Linked DNA regions of Homo sapiens: region 1 is linked to region 2. Evidence: chromatin loops called from intact Hi-C (ENCODE). Cell type or tissue: heart right ventricle. All regions are shown on one strand.

What was found. A loop is a pair of places that touch in the nucleus more often than their neighbours do. Peaks named below come from ENCODE experiments on the same cell type or tissue, not always from the same donor. Only the 100,000 strongest peaks of a DNase experiment are listed, where the experiment ranks them.
Region 1: it touches region 2 in a loop (2.7-fold over the local background); 3 of 110 quality-filtered maps call a loop at or near these places.

Annotation. Positions count from the first base shown.
Region 1 is chr11:29,840,947-29,848,946 of GRCh38, reverse strand. No RefSeq gene overlaps it. Among named protein-coding and RNA genes, the nearest start is that of LINC01616, 140 kb to the left of the region's middle. In heart right ventricle, a CTCF peak has its summit at 3,790 (motif pointing left); no DNase peak of the experiment used is centred here.
Region 2 is chr11:30,013,398-30,021,397 of GRCh38, reverse strand. KCNA4 (potassium voltage-gated channel subfamily A member 4) reads left to right here and starts at 4,368. Exons shown (of 2, transcript NM_002233.4): 1 at 4,368-4,826; 2 at 7,938-8,000. LOC107984321 (a long non-coding RNA gene) reads right to left here and starts at 834. Exons shown (of 3, transcript XR_001748159.2): 1 at 804-834. In heart right ventricle, a CTCF peak has its summit at 4,311; a DNase peak (open chromatin) is centred at 4,357; H3K4me3 peaks cover 2,731 bases; H3K27ac peaks cover 2,290 bases; H3K27me3 peaks cover 2,065 bases.

The DNA.
Region 1 (8,000 bases), 170 kb after region 2:
TCCATTGCTGTGCAGAAGCTTTTTAGTTTGAAGTAGTCTCACTTGTCTATTTTTGCTTTTGTTACTTACGCTTTTCATTTCATATCCAAAAAATAATTACTTATCCCAATGTCATTAAACTTTCCTCCTATGTTTTCTTCAAAGAGTTTTGCAGTTTCAGATGTTACATTTAAATCTTTAATTCATTCTATTTTTATTTCTGCCTGCGAAATAAGTTCAGGGTTTCATTTTTTTTCTTGTGTGTGTGGATGTATAGTTTGCCCAAAACCATTTGTTAAAGAGACTGTCCTTTTTGTAGTCTTGGCACTTTTATTGAAGTTTGGTTGACCATGTATACATGGGTTTATTTTGGGGCTATCTATTCTGTTCAATTGGTCTATATGCATGTTTTTATGCAGGTACCATACTATTTTAATTTCTGTAGCTTTGTCATATATTTAGAAATCAGTAAGATTGATGCTTCTGGTTTTGTTCTTCTTTCTCAAGAGTGTTTTGGTTTTCCATTCTTTATTTTGTTTCATATAAACTTTAGGATTTTTTTTTCAATTTGAAAAATGGCATTCGGATTTTAATAGGGATTGCATCCAATCTTGAGATTGCTTTAGGAAGTACAGAAATTTGAACAATATTAAGTCTTCAAATCTATGAACACTCATTTGTGTCTTCTGCAATTTTTTCTTAATCAGTGTTAGGTAGTTTTCAATGTACAAGTTTGTTACCCCCTTATTTAAGTTTATTCCTAAGTGTTTTATTCTTTTTGATGCTATTGGAAATAGAATTCACCATTTTCTTCATTTTTAGAACACTGCGTGTGTGTATAAACACAACTGATTTTGTTTGTATAGACACAACTGAGTTTTAAGTGTTTTTTTTAATCTTGCAACTTCACTGAATTTTTAAAAAGTCTTCAGTGTTTTCTACATATAAGATCATGTCTAGGCATTGAAATAATTATATTTTCCTTTCTTATATGGATGCCTGTTGCTTCTTTTTCTTGCTCAATTACTCTAGCTAGGACTTCTAGTACTATGATGAATAGAAGTTGGTAGAGTGGGTATCTTTGCCTTGTTCCTGATGTTAAGGAACAAGCTTTCAGTTTTTCACTGTTGAATATAATATCATATGTGTTTATAATGAGTTCATAATTGTATGAGCTGGAAATAACTCATGAGATAAAAAAGACACGAAACAAATAGACATGGAGATAAAGAACCATCCAGAAGTAGAAATAAAAGTGTGTGTGTGTGTGTGTGTGTGTGTGTGTGTGTGTGTGTGTGTGTGTGGCAGGGATAAGGAGGTATGAATGCTGAGGGATGGTACAGCCTATATGATAGTGTCTGAAATTAGGCCTACTGGTGCAGAATTAGTTAATTATTCCAGGGAAACTACCTTTGTTAGAGCTCTCTTGAGAATAAAAATCTATTAATAAATTTGCTTCTGGACTATTCTATATAAGTGATTTTGTCAGTTGGAACCTCAATTGATGATGTAGTTGACCTTTAGTAAACCTCAGTGTACTCACTAATGTATTGAGAGAATTACTAATAATGCATACTGATGATAGATTAACACAACATAATAAATCACCGGGATAGTGCTTTTATACTATATTTCTCCAAAAGACTGTCTAGGGAATGATAGATCTTGAAGATTATTTCATTTAATTATAGTCTGGAAAATGCAAAGATACCATGGAATGTTTTAGTCCTGTAGATAAAAGACAATTTGGAGATATAGCTTGGAGGATTTAACATCTGTGGCATCTGGAAAAAGACTGTCTTCTTCTTTTGCAACAGGAAATGGCCCATTTTGTTACTACCTAGCTTTGAATGTTCTCAGTAATCAATTTGTTTTGTATTAATTGACAAAAATTATGTATATTTTTGGTGTACAATATTCAGTAATCAATTCGAACATACTCTATGCCTAGCAATGGATTGTAAGCATATGTAAGAGGTGTTGTTAAGCAGTTACTTATTTTGTGGGCCCTGGAAAGACAATCACATAAACCAGATGTAGTTCAGGGTATTAGTTTTATTCTATTTGTTTAAAGGTGGGGAAATGGAGAAGGGGAATTGACAAAATAATTCAGGAGTAAAACTGGGAATGATAAACAGATTTCATTTTGTATGTCATTTCTGATAATTTGGTGACAGTTACCTAAAAGGCTGTTCTGAGAACTATTCTGAAGCAATACACAGTTCTGCAGGAAAGTGTGCCATAATAAATTAATGATTGTGCTGAACTTAAGGAAAGGGAAGCACTTTTTTTTTTTGCATTATTGGCAAGTGGAAAATAAGATTGCTGTAAATTATATTATTGATAAAAGAGTGGCAAATTCATGAGTATGATGAGTAAAGGGTCACATTTCTGTACTATACTGTGCTTGAGAGTTAAACTCTAAATAGTGCAACATGAGCCTGGATAAAAGAGGTGACATACATGGGCATTGATGAGAGAAGACTAGAGAGAGTGTGGATGGCTTTATTGAATGAAAAATGTCAAAGTGAAGTTTTAAATTTCTTTTTTTATTAATATTTTTAAATCTTTTTTGGGGGGAGGGGACGGGGTGGGGATGGGGAAGAGGGGGGAAGACAGGTGGACTGAAAAGGGCAAAGTTTTAACTTTAGAGGTGATTTTTGTGCATAGAAAAGCCTATTTTTGGTTACTGCTATTTTAAAGTACTATTGAATTTATTAAACATAAATTTATTAAACATTAAAATTCATAAACTTTATTTTATCTTAAGAATCTTGGCTTATCATATTATTCTATGAATAAATCTAGCAATTCTTACCATCATTTTGATTACCATCACCGACCATAGAGTTTGGTCGGTGGAATTTAGTGTGGTTACAAAATTATATCAGCATCACCTTTACCTAGTGGTAAGACATTGTCAGCATCTGGAAAGAATACACCATGCCTATTAAGCAGTTATTCACCATCTACTCCCCCAGCCTCTGTGAGGTGTCTTGCTCCAGTCTCTGGCATCACTAATCTGTTTTCTGTCTCTATGGGTTTACCTATTTTAGACATTTCATATACATTGAATTATATAATATAGTATGTGGCTTTTTGTTTCTGGCTTCCTTAACATAATTATTTTGAGTTTCATCCATGTTGTAGCATGTATTCAATAGTTTATTTCTTTTTATGGCTGAATAATATTCAATTGCACAGACAGCACACATTCATCAGTTGATGGACATTTGGTTTTTCCATTTTTTTGGTTATTGTGAATAGTGCTGCTATAAACACACACAAGTTTTTCTTTAAATACCTGTTTTAGCTTCTTATTTTTGAGAAGCTAGATAACTTGAGTTTTATAGTTAATACTGGAATTGAGATATGAATAATCTCACAGTCCAAAATCCATACTTCTTCCAGGAGAGAATAATATTTCTCAAGGGCAAAGGAGTTGGAATAGCCCACTTTCTTGCAAGAGGATTTCAAAGCTGCTTACTTCCTTTGCTTAGAAGAAACAAATGGAATTTGATTATTTCTCATATTCTAAAGAGGCCTATAATTAGGATGGGATAGAAAAGGCTTAGGGAAGAAAATGATATGATTGATTATAAATTATTCCTGTATTTACAGATGGGCACTCTTTCTTCTCCACCCTTTCTACTTACCTCCAGTGACTTCTGCCTTATAAACATTATTGGCTAATACGTCAATTAGTTTTAGTTTAGAAATTATCTGGAGGAAATAGGCTCTGAGAGCAAACAACACTGCTCTGTTGGTGTCCTTTTGTAAATGATTCCCTCTAGTGGCTTGAAATTTTTTTCACTGTGTTGACGAGATCTCTACCTTCAAAAATGTAAGCAAAAGAGACTCAGGATATTTATTATTGATAATCAAAATAATGACAATAATTCTGAATGTTTCTGGCTGTCACCACATAGTGGATCCCAGGGTGAGCTTTTAAAATATTTATCAGCTCAAGTAACTTCCTGGCTTTACATTCCAATTAGAATAAATTCCAAGCTCTTTGCTTTATAAAACCCTGAAGGCATGAAGCCTGCCTGTTGCTCCAAACTCTGGCTGGAATGTCAACACTAGTGGAACATGAGCTTCTCTGTCTGTTACTGGTTTATCTTCAGCACCTGGAATAGCACCTAGTAAATGGTTGGTGCTCCATAAAGGTGTATGAATGGCTGAATAAATATCTTCTTATTCCACTCCTCTTTTCAATAATACGTTCTCCTCTCTCCTTTCAGTACCTTGATAATATCAAACTCACTGACCCTGAATCAGGGTCTTCACATTTGCAGTCCCTTCCAGCAGGAGCTTTCTTCCCCAGCTCTTTGCATGTAGAAGAAACTTCACATCCTGCAAGGTCCCAGGCTCCAAGAAGAGACAATGTAAAGCAAACTTCTCCTCATTTGTTAATCCCTATCACATCACTCTGCATATTTCTTTTATTGTCACAGTTTGCAATCATCTGTTTATTTGTTTACATGTATCTTGTTTGGTTTCTCCTAGATGGCAAAAGGGCAAGGTCCAAGTCTCATCTCTTTATTGCGGTATGTCAAATAATGAATGCAGTGTACACTATATGATAGTTTCTCATTAAGAATGTATTGAATAAATGAGCACATGGCATGACAATGAGCAATTTTCAAAGTTAGCTTAAGTCATTCGCTGATGTCATCGTAAAAACAATCCAATTTCAGTGACCTGAGTACTTCTGATTTTATCATAGGTCCCTCTTAGGTCTTTACATCTATGAGTAAGAATAGAACAGTGTTACTTAGCCCTTATGGCCTTCCTTTGGAATACTCTTGGGGTGCATCCTTTGGCAGAGGTATCTTAAGTAGCTAAGTGCTTGGAGTTTCATGCTTTTCTTGACAGCAACAGACTTCAATCTGGTATTGTGAGAAAGGCCTAAGCCTTATGGCCTGAGATGCTCTAAATTTTAGTAGTGTACTGATGGGCAACAAGGAAGGACTAGAAGTCCCTGATTTATCTCAGGATATATCAGACAGTCCCCAGACTAAGGCTGAAATATGATGTTACCTGTCAGAGACATCTTTACACTTAGGTAAGTGTAAAGAGCCTGAACTTTGGAGGTAGAACTGGATTTGAATCTTAGCTCAGCGCCTCACTAGCAATGTGAGCCTGGCAGCGGCTTAAGCATCTTTTAACTTCAGGGTCCTTATCTAAATGCATGAAGAGTAATGTGTACCATGTAGAGTTTTAGGCTGAGGGGAAGGCCCCTAATATATAATGGAGAATGGAGGATGAGGGGTGGGGTGGGGGGATGCATTCCAGGAAAAGGGAACAGAATGTGAAAAGGCTTTGAGGGGGTATAAATTAGATAATGGCCTGTTGGCAAAACCGAATAGGTGGTGGTGTGTGATCTAATACAGGAAGCAAAGAGAAGGGTGATGAGAGATGATGTTGGGGAGGCAGAGAAGGTGTGTCATGAAGGGACCTATGGTAATCAGGAACCAGAACATAGTCCCAAGCAGAGAATTAATGTGATTCAGTTTGTATTTTGTTTTTCACTATAACATATTGAATGTCTCATGATTTATGAACTGTTGAGTTGTGTTCTGAACCCAGATCTCCTTGTCTTCAAAGTTTCACCATTTTCCTGTAAACACTATATATATACACACACATATATATGTATATATATACAGAGAGAGAATATATATTATAGATATATATATTATAGATATAGATATAGATATATATGATAGATATAATGGATATATTATAGATATATAATAGATATAGATATATATAATATAGATATAGATATAATATATATACACTCACCCTACCACTTTATACATGTAAATATATATATTATACATATATTTACCTAGATAAACATTTACCTTTTTTAATAAGAACATTTAATGCCTAGTTCACCAGCTGTGTGACCTCTGGTAAGTTATTCAACCTTGCTACACATCATTAGGACTATTGTGAGAATCATGAGATGTAATTGTACAAATATATACTCGATAACTATTAGCTATAATAATATTTTGTTTTAGGGGTAGAGTTTGGGCAGGTATAAAACACTATAACAAGCTGATAAGAACCTATGTTGTAAGATGTGCACCTTCCTGTGTTTGTTGGTATTCTAATACCAAGGAAGCTGTTCCTACTGAGACAGAAAGTCAAGAAACTTACATCCTAATCTTACCTCTACTGGAAATTCACTTAATCTCTCTGGATCAGTTATTTGCTACTGATTCTCAGTTTTCCCATTTGTAATGAGGGTTGGGGATGTTAGTACCAGTCTCTTTTTGGGGTGTTGTGAGGTGAAGTGAGCTAAACGGAATTAGAGCCCTTAGGAAAAAAAAATGCTAATATTAACTGAAGGAAGCTGGTGTCATTTTTTAATGTTGTGGATGAAAGGTGATAAATTTACACAGCAAATTTCCCTTAATAATTTATTCTGTAACAGCAACATAAAATGGCCCTAAAGAAGTCTAGACATAGCTGGTCTCCCTGGTGTTAGTAAAGCTGAAGAAATGTCAATTAAGATAAATCCCCAAGGCAAAAGACTTATTAGCGTTTGGATCTAGGAAGAATCTATCTTCCTCATAACTCAAAATAGCAATATATAAATTTCTCCACTGCATTCCAGTGACTCAGAGACAAGAACACACTGCTTCCCTTTTATAAAAGGAGAGTCTGAAATGCATAGAGCTAAATGACTTGCCTAAGGTCGCACAGTAAGTGAGCAGCCACTAGAAACCATTATTTCCTTATGAATTTTAGAATAACTACTTACAATGCTATGATTAATGGCATTGGTACTTTAATAGGAATAGCATTGAATCAGTAAATTGCTTTGGGCAGTATGACCATTTTAATGACATTGATTCTTCCAATCCGTGAGCATGTACTGTTTTTTCATTTATTTGTGTTGTCTCTGATCTCTTTCAGCAATATTTTGTAGTTCTCCTTGTAGATGTCTTTGATTTTCTTGATTAGATGTACTCTAGGTATTTCATTTTTCTTGTGGCTATTGTAAATGAGATTGTATTCTTGATTTGAACCTCAGCCTGGATGTTATTAGTATATAGAAATGCAATTGATTTTTTTATATTGATTTTGTATCCTAAAGCTTTACTCAAGTCATTTATCAGTTCTAGGAGTCTTTTATGGAGGCTTTAGGATTTTCTGGGTATAGAATCATTGTCACTGAAGAGAAATAGTTTGACTTTATTTTTCCTATTTCAATGCCTTTCATTTCTTTACCTTGCCTGATTGCCCTGGCTAGAACTTCCACTACTATGTTGTATGAGTGGTGAGAGTGGACATCCTTGTATTGTTTCACTTCTCAAGGCGAATGGTTCCAGCTTTTGCCCACTGGTTATGATGTTGGCTGTGGGTTTGTCATAGATGGCTCTAACGATTTTTAGGTATGTTTCTTTGATGCCTAGTCTGTTGATGTTTTTATCGTGAAGCTATTTTGGATTTTATCAAAAGCTTTTTCTGTGTCTATTGAGATGATTATATGATTTTTGTTTCTAGTTCTGTTTATGTGGTGAATGACATTTATTGATTTGCACATGTTGAACTAACCTTGCATTGCAGGAATGAAGCCTACATGATCATGGGATGAAAAAAGAGCCTGGATAGCTAAAGCAATTCTAAATAAAAAGAACAAAGCTGGAGGCATCACACTACCCAACTTCAAACTACACTAAGGCTACAGTAACAAAAACGGCATAGTACTGGTATAAAAACAGACATATAGAGCAATGGAATGAATACAAAACTCAGAAATAAAGCCACATACCTACAAACATCTGATGTTTGACAAGGCAAACAAAAAACAGGCAATAGGGAAAGGATTCTCTATTCAACAAATGGTGCTGGGATAACTAGCTAGCCATAATCAGAAGAATGAAACTGGACCCCTACATTTTACCATGTAAAAAAGTTAACTCAAGATGGATTAAAGATTTAAATGTATAACCTCTAGCTCTAAAAATCCTAGGAGAAAACCTAGGAAATACCCTTTT
Region 2 (8,000 bases):
TCAAAATATCCCCATCCATAAATTTGGATATGGGAGCATGGAACCAAATCTCCAAGGCCTTCTCACCACCCCCACGCCCATCACTTCAGAACTTTAAAAGTGAGATAGATAGTTGAGAGGCTGGGGTGAGCAGGTGAAAAAGCAATCTTCTAGTTCTCTCACAACACATTCACTGAACTTTCTTGGCAAAGGGAAGCCTCTTCCATTATTCATTCACATTCTACTCTGGGTCAAGTACAACGCTAGTTGCTCAGGATATAATGTCTGTTCTCAGTGAAGTATCACAGGCATGTTTGGGGAGATAGAGGAGTAAACAGAACATTGCAATTCACTGTGGACCACAGTCCTCAAAGAGAACAAAAACATTTATAATGGGCCTAGCTTGTATCCCACAGGGCTTCCTATCGTGCTTTGTACAGAGACGATCTGTTGGCCTCTGCCACTTTCTATATAAGCAAAGGCTTCACGGTGTGATCTGGAACATTTGTACCACCACTGAGAGAATTCAAAGCCAGGGATACATTCTTTGTGGTAATAGGTGTATTTGGTGGTGGAGAGCTTAAAGAATTTTGACTAGTTGATGACTAAGAAAGGCAAGAAAATAATTTTTTCCTCTTTATAGAAAAGAGGGGCTGGGCACAGTGGCTCATACCTGTAATCGTGGTGGGCACTTTGGGAGGCTGAGGCAGGAGGAGAACTTGAGGCCAGTTTGAGACCAACCTGGTCAGCATAATGAGACCCTGTCTCTACAAAAACTAAAAATAAATAAATAAATAAAAATAACTGGGCATGGTGACACATACCTGTAGTCCCAGCTACTCTGGAGCCTGAGGCAGGAGGATCACTTGAGCCCAGCAGTTAGTTTGAGGTTGCTGTGAGGTGTGATCATGCCAGTGCACTCCAGCCTGGGTGACAGAATGAGAACCCATTTCAAAAGAAAATAAAAAGTAAACAAGGTTTGGGGACTAAGACAAGGTAGATTTTTATTGGTCTCAATCAAAGAATCTTTTTGCTACTGTTTATGGGTTCCTAGAAATTCCTAGGATAATTTCAAGGAGAGAAATAGAATGTTTCTTGTTTGCTTTATGAATTAATTATTTAAATGGGCAAAGAGGTAGGGGTGTGTGTGTGCATGTGGTGGGAGAAGGCTGGGAGGGGGCATGCTCTTCCCAGTTGGTCCTAACCTATCTCTAGCTCCAGTTAGTTGCTTCTGTTCCATCCCAGCACTATGTGCCTGTGCATTCTCCATGGCGGCCACTCCAACTCTTATGATTTTTCAGACAGTGCTCTCTCTCCTTGGGAATTCTTGCTTACCGCCTCCACACTAGATGCTGCTTTACTCTTTGCACCAAGGAGCAACATTCTCATACCTCCATCATAACACAAATCCCCTTGCTTCATAATCTGTATATGCATCTGTGACAGCCACTAGCTTGTATGAACAAATGGGCATAGACCACATCACTAGCACGGGGTCAGTCTACACTGCAGAGTCAGATATGTAAGGCCTTGTTCTGCTACATAATTAGCTATATAACCTTTGGGCAAGTTAGCTAATCATTGTAAGCCTTCATTTCCTTTTCTATAAAATAGTGGTTATAATAGTACTTATCACATAAAAAAGCATTTAGTTATGCAAATAAAATTACATAATATACATTCAAAGAACTTAGCACAGAGCCAGGTAGGAGGCAGACACTCAGTTAATCTTACCTGCCTTGCGCAAGTCCTCCTGAGAGTAGAGTTTTTCCTCAGCAGCATTCCTGTCGTATTTTAGTAATTCAGATTACCAACACCTAAGAAATGCAAATATTAAAGTCCTCAGGCATTGAAAACTTTAAAATTATCTGGGATAGGAACAAACAGCAAAAGGGAAGCATAATTCATAAAGTTTAAACACGACTCAATTAAAATATCCAAGCTTCAATACAACTATCATCTCTAGTACATCATTCCATCTCACTTTTCATCTCCCTGAAAGCACTGCATAGCTGTACCGGATTGATCTCATAAACTGCTTTTGGGAAACAGGTCCCAGTCCTGCTTTTTACTATCCCAAGAAATATCCTTCTAATGAGCCAACAATAAATATTACCAGTTATTTGCTTCTGGTACTTATGAAACTGCACAGTGATATCACATTGTGGAGGTACAGAGAGGGTTTGAGGCGAGTGAGCATGATCGTTCTCACTTTTAGAGAAACCCGGTCTTGCTGCTCTTCGAATGAACTGCAGTAGGGAATAAATTGAGGCAAAGAACGTCTCTAGAGCCAGCATGAAGATACCTTTCTCTCAGCTCCACCAGGGTTGAGGCCAGGGGGTTACAGTTAAACTTATTCATGCCAAAATTTCAAGCTGCACTAGCTGAAAGACGTTGGAAAAACCAGGGTGCACTCCAGGTTTCATTTCTTCTTTTTCTTTCACACTGATTACAATTCGATTTTGTGTGTGTGTGTCCGGTTATTTGAAAAGATAAAAGAAAAATCAAACAGCAACAAAAAGCAGCCCTCCAGGTGTCCTTTTCCGAGCCCGCAACGGTTAGGTGAGTGAGTGCAAGGCATATCTATAATTCAGCTCGGGAATATTTCCCTTAATAATTAATTGAGCATCACAAAAGGAGGAGGCCCAATAGAGCCCTTGAACAAAGCTGCCGCCCCGAGGACGACAGTGACAGTCCTGGCGCCAACCAACCAGCCCAAGGTCGGATTTGCTCCAGCAGTCCGGGGCATAGCGCTGCCACTGCCTGCTTGGTCCATCGGGCGAGCTGGGAGAGGTGTCTAGGGAGACCCCGTCGCCACGTGGGCTTCTGGTTATTTGTGTGTGTGTGTGTGTGTGTGTGTGTGTTTGTTTGTGTGTGTGCGCACGCGCTCGCGTGTGTGGGAGTGGGGTGGAGATGGACAGCAAAACCCTTTTTTTTTTTTTTTTTTTTTTAAATGGAGGTGGGCAGTGGGAGAGATCACTAAGATAGAGTCCTCCCGGGAGCCAAACCTCTCGCCCGGTTGATTCTGGCAAGCCTGAGACAGGCAAACTGTCTACTTTCCTGTTTTGATGTGGTCCGAAGAAATAAACAAGAAACAAGGAGAGACCCTTCCTCAAACTGTAACTCCAGCCAATTAGCATGAAAAGCTCAAGAAGCTATTAACCAGAAGTTTCGGCTTTAGGGGACCAGGGACTTGCCCGAGGCCCTGGCATGCGCGGCGGCTAGGTTTAACTTTCAACTCATAGTGACCTTTTCCTTAATTTAATGCAAAAAATCTTTCCCAGAGGTGGAGATTTAAGATGCTAATGATACATACGTCCTATGAAGAAGCATGTTAAACCACCATGCATGCACCAGAAAAACTCCACCTCTACATGCCCTGTCTATAGTTCTCCTTATTTCCCCTTACGGGAGAGGCCCGTAAAAGAAACCCACACCCTGACTTCGAGGAACAGCCCACTTTTTTTTTTCTTGGTGTTAGCTCCCTTGTGCGCACAAGCTTTAATTAAAAGAAAGAAAGAAAGAAAACCAAAAAAACTTGCTTTTTGCTGCGATATCCCTTGATTTCTGTCCTGAAGGATCCAAAGAGCCCTCAGGGAGTCGATACCAGAGCCGTATTTGTTTTTGCAGCAACAGGTTGGCTGCGGGCTCTTCCCCCGCCTTCCAAAGCCCTCAGCCCCTGGCCCACCCTGCAACTTACTCATCTCTCCAACCCTCCTCCCCTAGAACTGCTGCCTCCTGTGCGCAGCCCCTAGCCTGGGCCTGATTCCAATTTCTGTAACATTCCCCTGCCCGGGATTGAATACAGGTTGAAAGTCGGTCTCCTCCGCGCCCCTGAGGCCCAACCCCGGCGCTGAAGCCTCCCAACTCCTGTGTGCAAAGGAGACGGAGACTGAGGGATCTGGGCGCTCTGGCAGGCACAGGAGGGCTCCCCGCCCGTGGCCTCGCCGGAGATGCACCCGGCTCCCAACCCAACAAACCCGCTTTGGGAGGGGATGGGGTGGGGAAAAGAAGACGGGGCTCGGGGCTCGAGGGGAGATATAGAGAAAGCAAGTTAGGTAGAGGAGATGTCCCAGAGGACCCCATTTTCGGGACTGCACCTCCCATTGGAGCTCCCCGCTCCCAAGCCCTCTGGGGACTCCCGCGCTGCCGTCGAAACCCCTATTCCGGCCCCAACGGGGACACTTCTCCAGGATTTGCTCCTCGCCTGTGGGGACCACAGCCAAAGACTCCTGGAATCGATCCCAGATCCTGGGAGTCGGGGGGCCCAGCCGGGGTGCGGGGAGTCGCGGCGTCGTGACTGCACCCGCCCCGCCGCGCCGGGAGGCGCCCCTGGCGACCGTCGCGAACGCCACACCCTCGGTTCGGCCCTGGCCCCGCCCCCGCCCAGAGCGCGTTCGCGGCCAGGGGAGGCGTGTGCTGCTCCCGCAGCCAGCGAGAGCGAGAGAGGGATGGATGTTGGAGGAGGAATTCGGGCTTAACAAGTGATCGCTGCTGTCTAGGATTTTGTTTCTTTTCGGGGGAACCTTGACTTCCTTTCCCAGGCAATCCCTCCTGTGCTGAACTCCAGAGGAACCAGGAGTCTTGGGGTCTTCTCTGGGGCAGCCCCAACCCCCACCCCCAGGCTCCAGCCGCGAGGACTCTGTGCACCCCTCGGGCCAGGCAACAGAACTTGTTCCGTGGATATTTGGAGCCTCCACCTGCCAAACCCGAGTGATTCCTTTTACCACCCCCCGCCCCCCACCCAGGATCATTCTTCCCCTCCTCCAGCTGTTGCAGCTTGAGGGGGAAAAACAAGCCAGCCGGTGGATTTTCTTTATTTTTATTTTTCGCCCCGCCGGGGAACGGTAAGTATGATACCTTTTTTTTTTTTTTTTTTTTTTTGTATCTTTCCTCTACCTTCTTATTTTGGCTGTTAAGAAACAGTGGACATTTGAGGGATAAATAATATCGGGAATGTGACAGAAGGGCATGAATGGAAGGCGGTTAAAAATAAACCAGGAGGTGGGAGAAGGGAGGTGCGGATGCTGCGCGGCGCTCCGGGGGGCCAACAGTTGTTATTTTCCCAAACCCGGGGATGCGGTGAGTGCGCCCTGCTTAACGTGCTGGAGCGGGAACCGAGGTCTGGAGGCGAGGGCGCGATTAAAGATGTCGTTTCCCAACGAGAGGGGGGTTAAGATTTAGCATCGTTTCGCCTCCTCCCAGCCGCACCGGTTCCCTTCTTTTGGGAACAGCCGGTGAACGGGTCTGAATTGCTGCCTCTTCCAACGTTTGGATTTGCGTGCATTTTCCGAGCATTTGAGCAACATACATAGGGGCTGCATAAATGGCGTGCGTTGAAGTGTATATTTCTCACGGTGGTGGCTTTTCTGATTCCCTCTCTCAGTTTCTCTCTCTTTCTCTCTCTCTCTCTCTCTAAGGTTCAGGTACCACCCTGACAGTGACACAGTTGCAGGAATTAGCACTGAGAGACGAACAGCCTTGTTGTTGGAGGGGTGAGAGGAGGAGGGGCGGGATGCTTGGCTGTTGTTTGGGGGCGCCGGGATTGGGGAATAGGTAGTCTGCAAAATCCTATTAGTTTAATGGTGTTAAAGAAGAAGACAAATTCCTCTGCAAAGATCTCTCTCATAAAGGCTCCTGGGAATTGGCTTGAATAGATTCTCCTAACAAGAGTACCTTGAGAAAGAAGAGAGATTTTAAACCAGTCTGATTTGCTGGGAGGAATGATTTTTCTTTTCTCTTCTTTTCTTTCTCTCTCCCTTTCTTTCTAGATCAGGGATAGTGAAGTAACTAGTAGATGATTAAAAGGAAGGCAATTTGCTACTTGTAGGGTGGAGGAGGGAGTTAGATAAACAAAAACTAACAATCCCAAATAAATAAATAAATGTGAAATTATTTGGTGTAGAGCAGAAAGAGGGCAGTTCTAGAACTCCCGAAGAGCTGATGGTGAATTAGAAGACTCGCTAATTCATGACCTTCTGGGAGTCAGTTGGGTGGGAAGGCAGTGTGTGTAGTATTCAACTATACAGGAACTTGGGTTACATTGGGGCTTCATTGAAATTATAATTGTTTTAGGGGAGTTGGGGAAGAAACTGAGCAAACTCTCAGGCTATTTGGTCTGTACCGGTCTTGAAAGGATGTTGGCCTGACACTCCACTGCGAATGTCACCCCAGGATGGTTTTGTAAGTAGGGATTTGGAAACTCCTTGAGGGTAAACATTTCAGAGTATGAGATGATGTTAGGAGTCAGGCAAAGGAAGGGAGATGGCATGTGAGATGCCCTCTGTGGTGTATTTTCTGGAGTTTGTGTTGCAATCAAATGCCCTTCTTGCCCTAGGAAAATATATATGATTGGGAAGGGGTGTATGATTGGGAAGACCTCTGTTTGCCACTTCCATGCTTGTCACTTCATAAAATTCAGTGTGTTTAGGCTTTTAGGCTGACAGGATCAGCAAGGAGCAGCAGGTGGTCAAGAGCTGAATCCTGTTAATGGCTTCAGAAAGCCATTTCTCTTATGCTTTCCAAGTGCTTCCAGTAATAGAAGCTGGTAGATGCCCTGAATTCTGACTATCATCATTCTCTCCAGTTCTCTGGGTTACTCCCTGCATTCTTGGAAGTCCTGTTGAACAGAGTACATGGAAAAATCAAGAGGAGACAGGAGATTTGGATGGGGGCTTTTACAGGGCCTGGCTGAGGAGATGAATTACCTGGATCTTGGGAGAGCAAACTAAGGAAGAAGAAGGGCCAGGAATAACAGGTGACAGAGGGAGCAGATCGGAGCTGCAAGGGACATGCAATTCAGAAGTGTGAGATTGTAAATAAAAGTGGGCAGAGAGAGAGAAAGAGAGAGGAGGGGGGATGTTAGGGATGTGGATTTTATTGAAGTGGGGGTAAGTATGATAGGCTAAGAATGAAGTCCACAGAAACTGACATTTAAAAAAATAAGGAGATAGTCCCTTGAGCAGAGTGGAGGAGGAACCATTGAGGTGAACATGGAGTGACCGCCAAGGAGAGAAGATGGTTATTAGAGATGTGGAAATTGGCATTAGTTCCTAGTCTGTGGGTGGTAGGGAGTGTTCAGGATTCAAGGGAACAGAAAAACAATGGGGACATGCTGTAGGGAGTCAGGCAGTGCCAACTTAACAAGGGCCATTGGTGAGTCTCAGGATGTCTTGTATGTCCTCACGTCCCATCTTCCCCTACTTTAGTTTGTGGCCTAAGGACACAAACACTTGGGGCTGTGTAGATAGACAATAAAAACATAGGTTGCTGTTATGTTATTCATAACTGCCAGTGTTTATTGCCATTCATTAGGTAAAAGGCACTGAGATATTCTATCAACATCCATTATCTCATTTAATCCTTACAAACATGGGATGGGGGAGGTTGTGTTATTATTTGTACTTTATAGATGAGGTGACTGAAGTGCATTCAAGTGGTGCTGTCTGCACAAAGAATAAGAATATTATTATTTTTTTTTCTGACTTCCCCAGTGCTGAGTCAAGATAGAGAGGAGTAGAAGGGCACTTAATTCAGAAACACTTTATGAGTGGAAATTTTAAAAATTGCCTTGAAATAGATGAATGATGGAAGCAGCTGTAAAGTCACAGCATTATTTTTTGTGGAATGAAGAGAGTGACAGTGAGAATTAAGACCTAGCATTGGTGAAGGGGAAGATAGAAGCAAGAGCCATGTGGGCCATGAGTGGAGAGAGGAAAAATAATTGAGTTACCATAAAAATAAACTGAGCTGAAATAATAACTGAAGAAGGAAAGAATGATGTTTAGTGAGTGAGAATAGCCTGCCCCATACTCTTGAAAATATTGGTGCTTGGTGTGTTATATGACTTTCTTGAAGAAAAGAGAAGGATGTGTATGTGAAGAGAAATGCTCAGTTTGCTCTTTATGATTTGTTTCCTTTTTATTTTTCTCCTATGCTTCTTTCCAATCCTTTTTCAGGTGAAGTGCTTCTTCTGCATGATTTTGGCTGAAGAATGCTCTGCATTTCCTTGATTTCTATGG